Regions from separate parts of the Homo sapiens genome. Here regions 1 and 2 are each linked to region 3. Evidence: chromatin contacts called from ENCODE Hi-C or POLR2A ChIA-PET data. All regions are on one chromosome and are shown on one strand. Each heading gives the region's core, a stretch centred on a gene start or an enhancer-like site at or near the end of the contact. The rest is flanking DNA. Distances are from core to core; before and after follow the strand shown. Region 1 holds the start of SBF1 (SET binding factor 1). Region 2 holds the start of LMF2 (lipase maturation factor 2). Region 3 has its middle 19 kb from the start of CRELD2.

Region 1 (3,045 bases), core at 220-2,719, 540 kb after region 3:
GAGGGCACTGAGGAGGGGCTGGAGACGAAGAAGATGCTAAAGAGGCTTCAGGAAGTGTAGGGGGGTGTCCAGCAGAAGAAACACAAAAAAGAGAGAACTCCAGGTCCTTGGTGGGGACAGTGACAACTGGACTGACAAAAAACAGGGTAACTGGGAAGGCAAGCTCAATCCCACCTCCAGGCTCAAGATCCAGCCCCTGCCTGACCACACAGCCATCCCCACACACTGCCAGTCTGCAGCTGGGATCTGACAGCCTGAGTGCCAGTCCCAGCCTCTCTGAGCCGGCTCAGGCCAGGCAGTCAGCTTATCCGCGCCTAACTTCTCTACAGATGGGGGCAACACCAGGGCAACCCCGGTGGGCTGCTGGGAGGAAGAGGTGAGATCATGTACACAAAGGGCTGTGCGGGGCCTGGCACACCAAGCACGCTCGCCAACGCTGCTGTCTCCAGGCTGTTGCTGATGTCATCGTCAGGCTCCGTTTTCTCCTACCTCCTGGGCTGAAGAGCTCTCAGACACGGGCGCTGACCCCACACACAGACCTCCTGGGCATGGGCACCGACCGCCACGCTGATACCCCACCCAGGGCTTGGCGTGCAGGGCCTGGACCGTCAGGCGAGTCGCCAGGAATGCTCTTCTCTCTACTCTCGACGCTTCCTCCTCAAATCCTCCCAGTTTCAAATCAAACACCGCTTCTCCATGCACCAAACCCGAACTCCACCCCCTCTTTGCACCCCGCCAAGACCGCCGGGGGCTTCAGACGGAGCACCAAGGTCAGAGGCGGGCTGGCGAGCCGCGGGTCCGCGCCCCTGGAGCCACTAGAGCCACAGCCGCCCGCAGCTGGCCAAGGAGAGAGCCCGTCCCACCCCAAGGAGGCCGGGCAGGCCGGGCCCAGCCTTCTCTCCCTGCCGCCACCAGGCCCGCGCGGCCACGCCGCCCCCAGCGGACGCCCATTCTCCCCACGGGCTGTCCGGTCGGCCCTGGCCTTCAGTCCCCGCCCGGCCCCCGGCCCCGGCCCTCAGTCCTCGGCTCCCCCGACCCCGGCCCTCAGCGCCCAGCCCCCGGTCCTCGGCCCTCAGCGCCCGGCCCTCAGTCCTCGGCCTCCCGACCCAGCCCCCAGCCCTCGGCCCCCAGCCCCCGGCCCTCGACCCTCAGACCCAGCCCCTGGCCCTCAGCACTCGACCCTCGGCCCCCGGCCCTCAGCGCTTGGCCTCGGCACTCACCGCGCGGGTGCGGCCCGAACGCCACCAGCACGAAGTAGTCCGCGAGCCGCGCCATGGCGAGGGACGCGGGGCGGCCCGAGGGGCGCGGGCGGGCTCCGCGGCTCGGGGACTCGAGGACGGCGCGCTCATGGCCCGGCCCCGGCCCTGGACCGCGCACCCCGGACACCCCTGGTTCGCTCCGCGGCGGCGGCGGCGGCGGCGGCGGCGGCCCAGGTTCCCGCCGCCATCTTCCCAGCCAGCCGGCCCGCCCGGGCGCGCCGTGCGCCTGCGCGCTGTCGTCAAGCCCTGAGCGGGCGGGGCCTGCAACCGCGCATCTCCATTGGTCCAGAGGGTGGGAGGGCGGCTCCCGAGAGCAGCGCCCCGCCCATCGCTGACCACTCTGGGGCCCGAGCACCGCCCCTCGGGCCGGGCACCTGGACTACGGCTCCGGCGGGTCTGACGCCCTGACCCGGGTCGGCTGTGGTGTCGGCGGGAGGCATGGGCCAGGACCACAGCTGCCCTCGCCGTTGGGACTCCCCGCACAGGAGCCCGAACCCCACCCCTGGGCCGTCCCAATCTGGGGATCGGGTCCCCAGACTCCTCGTCCCCCGCCCCTCTCTGTCCAGCGGGAGAAAGGCGGGAGAAGCCTAGGCGCTGCCTACCGGGCCCCCCAAACTAGAAGTCAGAGGAGGCGCAGGGCCATCACCTCAGGGGCTGCCAGCCTGGCGATGGGGAACAGAGAGAGAATTCAGGCCCTGCCCTTGGGGTCCCAGGCTGAAGAGCCCCCATCTAGGCCAAGTGAGACATTTAACACAGCTTAAAAACGGCACGCTCATGTCCCCCTGTAAAGAGCAAATGTTCTAAGCGTGTGAGGCACATGAGGCCACGGAGCAGGGGGCTCTGGGAAAGCTGCATCCCCCAGGATCCCTGACAGTGCCCACCCCTCTCAAGGGCAGGGCTGGCCAGGGCCACCCCTGAAGTGGCTCAGGGATGAGCATGAGCCCAGAGCAGAACATGCTGGGAGAGAAGGTGCAGGAGCCAGCCTGGTGCAGCAGGGAAACCCCTCTGAGCACAGCAGGCCAAGGTCTGTTTTTTGTTATGTTTTGTTTTGTTTTTGAGGCAGAGTCTCAATCCGTCACCCAGGCTGAAGTGCAGTGACACCATCTTGGCTCACTGGAACGTCCGTCTCCTGGGTTCAAGCAATTCTCCCGCCTCAGCTTCCCGCGTAGCTGGGATTACAGGTGTGCACCACCATGCCCGGCTAATTTTTGTATTTTAGTAGAGAGGGGGTTTCACCATGTTGGCCAGGCTGGTCTTGAACTCCTGACCTCAGGCCATCCACCCACCATGGCGTCCCAAAGTGCTGGGATTACAGGCATGAGCCACCGCCCCCAGCCCGAAGGTCTGTTTTTTGTTTTTTGTTTGTTTTTGTTTGTTTGTTTTGAGACAGAGTCTCGCTCTGTCGCCCAGGCTGGAGTACAGTGGCGTGATCTTGGCTCACTGCAAACTCCGCCTCCCAGGTTCACATCATTCTCCTGCCTCAGCCTCCCGAGTAGCTGGGACTACAAGCACCTGCCACCACGCCCAGCTAATTTTTTGTATTTTTAGTAGCGACAGGGTTTCACTGTGTTAGCCAGGATGGTCTCGATCTCCTGACCTCGTGATCCGCCCATCTCGGCCTCCCAAAGTGCTGGCATTACAGGTGTGAGCCACCGCGCCTGGCCCTGAAGGTCTGTTTTTAAATGAGTTTGGCTGCTGCAAGAACTGGCCAAATGACTGGCATCCAGTCTCCATCCATGGGCAGGAGCCAGCCCAAGAGAATGAATGGAATCAAACTGAGAGGCCC
Region 2 (2,958 bases), core at 141-2,640, 570 kb after region 3:
GGCTGGTCAGCTTGACCACGCCTGAGGCGAACATGAGGCGGAACAGCAGCCATCGCACCAGCCAGAAGGGGAGGTCTTCGTGGGGCAGGGCCCCTGCCTGCCTGCCCTGGGGGGCCTCCTTGCGGTGGGAGGCTGGCCTCAGCGGGGCCACCAGCACGGCCAGGAAGCCAGTCTCTAGCAGCAGGGAGTCCCTATGGGGAGAGCAAATAGCACCAAGAGCCCCTCCCCACACAGCTGCTTCCCTCGGAAAGTCCTCCCAGGAAGGGCAGAGCCCTCCCCCACCCCCTACCCAGCCTCCCACAGCCCCAGGCCCAGCCGTCACTCACCACTGGAAATAAAGGAACACCTGGCCCACCTGCGGAGAGAGGGGCTGTCAGGGAGCGGGTGTGTCTGTGGACTCAGGTAAGGTAGAGGCAGGGGTGGGTGGTGGGGGTTGGAGATAGAGTGAGCTGGTCACAGGTCCCACTTGCCTGGCAGGCTGACAGGTAGGCGGCCCAAAGCAGCAAGTAGATGACAGGGTGGCGCAGTGGGCTCAGCAGCAGGGCTCCCAGGGCCACTAGTGCACCCAGCAGGCTCAGCAGCTCCAGGCCCTGGGCCGTGTCCAGCCCCAGTCTCGGCGCTTCCCACAGCAGCGTCGGGGTCTCCCACAGCTGCTGCCAGCGCCCCTTGCCCTGAGGCCGCAGCGTCCTCCTTGCAGGTAGGATGCCCTCGGGGCCATACAGGCCTGTGGGAGGGCATGTCATGGCCAGGCCCTGGACAGCCCTTGCAGACTAGACTACCTCTGAGTCAGGGCCTGCAGATCCCCCAGCCTAGGTCAGAGCATGCGGATACCTCCATCCCTAGGTCAGAGTCTGCAGTCCCTCCAGAGCCCGTCCCCCAGGTCGGGACCTGTCAAAACCCCGTCCCAGGGCTAGAGGCCTGCTCAACTACCTGAGTCAGGGCCTCCCACCCAGCAGAGCCCACTGCCCTCTTCCAGGTCTCAGCCCGATCTCCTACCTGTCCCACCAGGTCTGGGAGGAAGCCTCTCTCCCACCTCTCTCAGAGTTCTGTCCCCCACCCCAGGTCAGAGTCCAGAGCCTTACGGGAAATGGATCACCGCACACCTTCCTACCCCCACAGCGGCCTGCAGGACACGAACCGCCGCCCCCTACCCCACGCCAAGGCCTGGCCCTCACTCCCAACCCCGGACTGCGTGAGTGCCGGGCACAGAGAAAAGAGGACATAGGGTCCCGCGCCGAGGCTGGGGGTGTCCCACCCTGGGTGCCTTCACCTGGGATTTGCGTGTAGAGGGAAGCGAAAGCAAACATGAAGACGGCCGCCACGCCCTGGAGGAAGAGCTGCCGCGGGAGCCGGGAGCCCGCCATGTCCGCTACGCGGCCCGCTAGAGCAGGGCCCGCCCTCCGCGTCCGCCCGCCCGCGGCAGCCCCAGGCCCCGCCTCCTCACCGCCCCGCCCGCCCAATCCGTGGCAGCCCCAAGCCCCGCCTCCTCGGCCCGCCCGCCCGCCCGCGGCAGTCCCAGGCCCCGCCTCCTCACCGCCCCGCCCGCCCAACCCGTGGCAGCCCCAAGCCCCGCCTCCTCGGCCCGTCCGCCCGCCCGCGGCTGCCCCAGGCCCCGCCTCCTCACCGCCCCGCCCCCCCAACCCGTGGCAGCCCCCAAGCCCCGCCTCCTCGGCCCGCTCGCCCGCGGCAGCTCCAGGCCCCGCCCCACCCCGCCCCGCCCGACCCACGGCGGCCCCAAAAGCCCTCCCGTCCAAACTGGTGGCAGCCCAAAGCTCCGCCCACCCCCCCCTCCCGGAGGCTTCGACCCCGCCCCGCGACTCTTCCGGTGAGCTCCCGCTGCGCGGCGCCGGGGTTCGCCTCTCTGGCTTTTGCCCACGTTACGTCATAGACATGCGCGCGACGCCGCGCCTACGCATTTTCCTGGGCGGGAACAGCAAAATGGCGCCAGAACTAGTGGCGGGCTGAGGACGCCGTACCCCTCGGAAGGCAGCCCTGCGGTCCCTTTGCCGCCCGTTCCCTCCCGGACATGGAGGACGTGGAGGCGCGCTTCGCCCACCTCTTGCAGCCCATCCGCGACCTCACCAAGAACTGGGAGGTGGACGTGGCGGCCCAGCTGGGCGAGTATCTGGAGGAGGTAAGGGCGGCGGGGGAGTGACGCGGGGTGGGCCGGCGGGTGGGGCTGCGGGGCGGGGGCTCCGGGCCCGGGGCTGTGGGCGCCCCACCGTCTCCACGCCTATGGCTATCTGGCGCTCTGGCCGCGCAGGTCCTCGGGCTCCCTGCTTCTTTTCAAACTCCATCTCTGCCTCCCCAAATCATCCCTTGTTGGATTAGCGTGGACCTGTCATTGCAGGTTTCTACCCGTCAGCGAGCCGTGAATGATTGAGTGGGTGGTGACCAGCCGTTTCTCTAACGTAGTGGAATAGACTAGAAAGCATTATTGCTTTTATTGCAGTTATTGCGAGCATGCTTGTGTGTTTGAGAGGTCTGGATCACGATGTCAGAGGAATTTTTTATCTTGGATTTTCAAACCAATTTCAAGCTATTGCCATGCTCTATCCTGTTAGCGATTAGTGTTTCTTCCATGTTTGACAGCCCTGTCTAGACCTGTGTTAAGCTGTCTGCTCCATATTTGCGCTTCATTTTTACTCCTCAGCCCAGCTCAGTCTGGCGTCCACGACACTTAAATGTTTCTTGTCTTGATCAGCAGTGATCTCCATTCTACCAAATCCAAGGGACATAAGTCAGCATTTGTTGGACTGGCCACTCCTTTCTTTTTGAAACATGGTGGTAGGATTTTTTTTCCCTATTTCATTGCCTGATTTTTCTTTTCTATCCAGTCTCTAAGTGTTGAGTTCCTCAGGATGGGGCCTAGGTCATCTTCTGATGCATTTACCCTGAAGTGTCATTTATTTCTATGATTTTAAATATTGCCTGTATTAGGACAACTACCAGATCTGC
Region 3 (3,300 bases), core at 226-2,725:
CTGAAGAGCGAGACTGGGGCAGGGGGATGAGGGTCTGGGAAGGAGCAGGTGTTGGGGACGGAGGGTGGGGGCGGGGAGTGGGGGCGCGGGGAGGAGCAGGGTGGGGGCGGAGGGGAGGATGGGGGTCCGGGAGGAGCAGGGGCGGGGACGGAGGGGAGGGTGGGGGTCCGGGAGGAGCAGGAGTGGAGGCGGAGGGGAGGGTGGGGATGTGGGAGGAGCAGGGGTGGGGCAAAGGGGAGGGTGGGGGGTTCAGGATGAGCAGGGGTTGGGGCGGAGGGGAGGGTGTGGGGGGTCCAGGAGGAGCAGGGGTAGGGGCGGAGGGGAGCCTGGGGGTCTGGGAGAAGGAGGGGTGCGGGGTGTGGGGCCTGGGGTGAGCAGGGGTGGGGGCGGAGGGGAGGGTGGGGGTCCGGGAGGAGCAGGGACGGAGGGGAGGGTGGGGGTCCGGGAGGAGCAGGGACGGAGGGGAGGGTGGAGGTCCGGGAGGAGCAGGGGTGGAGGGTGTGGGGCCTGGGCTGAGCATGGGAGGGGACCTGCAGCCCGTGCCCAGCCCCATAGGGACCCGCCCGCGCTCCTCCCCCGCCGCCCCGGCCCCGCGCTCCTCGTCGCTGGGAACCCCCTGCGGGAGCAATGACGATGAGCAGGACGATGGCTGTGAGGGCCCGGCCCGAGCTCTGGGGCGTGGGCCGGAGCGCGGTTGGCCTTGACCTTCTTGGAAAGCCCTTGGCGGCAGGTGACTCCGCTTAGTCACGGCCCCGGGGGCGGGGGCTCCCCGAAGGAAAGGAGCCCCCGCGGGAGCAGGCGCAGAATGAGATGCACGAGCGCCACCGCCGCCGCCGCACACCCCCCGCCCCCCCGGGGTGGAAGCCAGAACCTGCGTCCCCAGCTCCCCCAGGCCCGCCCACAGGGCGCCTGGCTGGGCCTCCGAGCTTTCCTGTTTTCTCTGCAGCCTGGCTGGGCTTAGGGAGAGGTGGGGGGTGCGCCTCTTGATGCTGGGGACGCGTGTGGCACAGGGAGCCGGGTGCAGCCAAGGCTTGGAGGGGTGCCCCCCGCCCCACCCAGGTCACACTTCACCCTTCGTGGGGTCGGGATCTGGTCTTTTTACAAGCTAGGCGCCCTCCCCCCTTTTTTTTTTTTTTTTTTTCTCAAAAATGATCACAGGGAATGAGCCTCAGCCAGGACAGCGGGCTATGAGGCTGCCTGTTGCCCCCACCAGCCTGAATTCTGGCAGGGCCCTTCTCCTCCACCCACAGCCCTCCATCCACACCCCTCCAGTGGCTCCAAGGCCCATCTGACTTGGCCTCAGTTCACCTGTTTACTTCAGGGACACCTGGTTATACTGCCAGAGGCAGGTTGGGGGGCCTGCAGGGCCGGCCTCTCTCAAATCCACTTCTGGCTCTGCGGTCCCCACAGCACTTCCTTACCCCTTCCCCATGCTGGAATCTGAGAACCAGATATGGGGGTCCTGGTCTCAGCATCCCTTTCCATCCGGGGTGCCCTGCTGCTGCCAGCTCACGTGCCCACCATCCCATCCTCCTCAGGGTCAGTGTGGCTGCAGAACGGCCTCCGGGGAGAGCAGGGTGGGGGCTGTAGCCTGGTGCACCCCCAGCCTGCTGTCCCAGGTGAATGCAGACCCCTGGCTCAGCTGCTGACCAGATAACAGTGGCCCTTGTGCCGAAGCCTGGGTGGGGGCTGGGGTACCAGCCCCGGGTGTCTCCGGGCACAGAATGGCACCCACCCCCACCCCACCCGCAGGCAGCGGCCAGCAGGAGACATTGTCCGTCCCCCTCAACCCTGGCTATTAATAGCTCCTCTGGGCTAGGAGCGGCTATAAATAGTCCCAGCCCCTCACACAGGCCCATTCAGGCACCCGCTGCCTGGGTGTGCACAGCAGCCACACTTGCGCTCACTCAGAGCTGTGCACGCGGGAACCGTGCCACTTCTGCCCCTCCACGCCATCTGCACTGCACAGATCCAGGCTGTCCCTGCAGCCCTCACTGGGTCTCCTGTGGCAGGGGAGGGCCCTGAACCCTCTGGAGGCTTTTCCCTTGCCCCCTCCCGCCACGCCCAGGGTCCCCTTGGGGCTTCTAGCTACTCTAGGGTCTTGCTCTGGGGCTTCTGGAAGTCAGATGCATTCACCCAAAGCCAGCCTGGGGCGGGGGGAGGTCCACCTGGAGGGAGGCCCAGCCCCTGCAGAGACCTAAGCCTGGCCTCTGCCCCAAGCACTGCTGCCTCGGGCCATGAGGCTCACAGGGTCTCCTTAGCCCAAGGCTGGTCCAGCCTCCCACCTGCCCTGTGGGGCAGACGTCACTGAATTCCCACTCCTTGCCCTGGAGGCCTCATTGCCGTCAACTAGGCTATGGCCCCCACTGTGACTCCCACTCCCAGGGTGACAGAATGGGCACCTGGTCCAGGAAAGCCTGCTCTGTGGACCCCCTACCCGTCCACACTGTCCACGCCCCATGGCTAGTGGTGACAGGAGACAGGATGGGGGGCATGGGGGCTGCTGTTATTGTGTCCAGAGGAGAAAAGGAAAACAATCCTGTTTACGGAAAAGGAATGTCCGTCCACTGCCGCCAGCCAGTGGCCTTCCTGGGGGGACAGAGGCCCTTTGTTGGGAAAACAGGAAGCGAGGATTTCCAGGATCTGCCAGGCCGCCCGCCGGCCACCCGCCCCACTTCCGCCAATTCTCGGCAGCCTGCGCTGGCCACCAGCTGCCCGTCGGTCCATCCACGTTTCTGTCTATCCGTCTGACCGTGGGGCCCAGGCGTACAGCCTTAGCACATCCTGCTCTATGTGGTGCCTCAGTCACACAGGGACAAACACCCACAGGGTCCTCGCAGGGCCTGGGAGGGCTGCCTGGGAGCTGAGACCCAAGGAGTGAGGACCCGTGCCCCACATAGGGAAGGGCAGTGCCAGACATGGAGAAGGCGGATGGGGCAGGGGCCACGGGCCAGGAACCGGGGAGGCGGGAACAGCCAAAGGGAAGCTGTGCCAGACTCTCCCCTCCCCACCCAAGAGCCAGGGATGGTTTTGGGGTTAGGGGTCACTGTGTCCTTACTACCCAAACCCACTTACAGTCCATGGCCCACGCGATGCTCGCCTGTCACTGACCCGGGACAGCATGGGCTCACTCGTGCATGAACACCAGACGTGTGTACACTCAGCGGACACTCACCTGTGCACACACAGCACACACGTGCACACACCACGGACACTCTGACCTGTGCACACACAGCACACACGTGCACACTCAGCGGACACTCACCTGTGCACACACAGCACACACGTGCACACACCAGC

The links. A loop is a pair of places that touch in the nucleus more often than their neighbours do. ChIA-PET counts read pairs that join two places held with the same protein, here RNA polymerase II (POLR2A). Pooled maps may share reads with other maps.
Region 1: a map of B cell shows a loop between it and region 3 (4-fold over the local background). The contact joins the promoter of SBF1 here to the enhancer-like site in region 3. A Hi-C loop is called at or near these places in 1 of 168 maps with a recorded cell type or tissue (B cell), 1 of 37 single-sample maps with no recorded cell type and 6 of 50 pooled maps.
Region 2: a loop to region 3 is called in a map of vagina, with 6 times the contacts of the local background. The contact joins the promoter of LMF2 here to the enhancer-like site in region 3. A Hi-C loop is called at or near these places in 1 of 168 maps with a recorded cell type or tissue (vagina), 1 of 37 single-sample maps with no recorded cell type and 5 of 50 pooled maps. POLR2A ChIA-PET finds 5 or more read pairs at or near these places in 2 of 52 experiments (GM10248 and SK-N-SH).

What each region holds. Positions count from the first base shown.
Region 1 is chr22:50,473,566-50,476,610 of GRCh38, forward strand. It overlaps SBF1 (SET binding factor 1), which reads right to left and starts at 1,470. Exons shown (of 41, transcript NM_002972.4): 1 at 1,221-1,470. The coding sequence starts at 1,275. RefSeq lists enhancers at 1-812, 1,723-2,632 and silencers at 832-961, 1,382-1,841, 1,422-1,626.
Region 2 is chr22:50,506,312-50,509,269 of GRCh38, forward strand. LMF2 (lipase maturation factor 2) reads right to left here and starts at 1,391. Exons shown (of 14, transcript NM_033200.3): 1 at 1,271-1,391; 2 at 471-724; 3 at 327-355; 4 at 1-191. The coding sequence starts at 1,364. It overlaps NCAPH2 (non-SMC condensin II complex subunit H2), which reads left to right and starts at 1,913. Exons shown (of 20, transcript NM_152299.4): 1 at 1,913-2,134. The coding sequence starts at 2,027. RefSeq lists an enhancer at 1,122-1,171 and silencers at 1,392-1,491, 2,162-2,451.
Region 3 is chr22:49,935,521-49,938,820 of GRCh38, forward strand. No RefSeq gene overlaps it. Among named protein-coding and RNA genes, the nearest start is that of CRELD2, 19 kb to the left of the region's middle. RefSeq lists silencers at 361-655, 432-971 and an enhancer at 383-1,222. Within about 2 kb of position 1,476, at least 36 of the 41 ENCODE cell types and tissues checked have a DNase peak (open chromatin) inside an H3K27ac peak, as active enhancers do; they include B cell, where a contact is called at or near this core.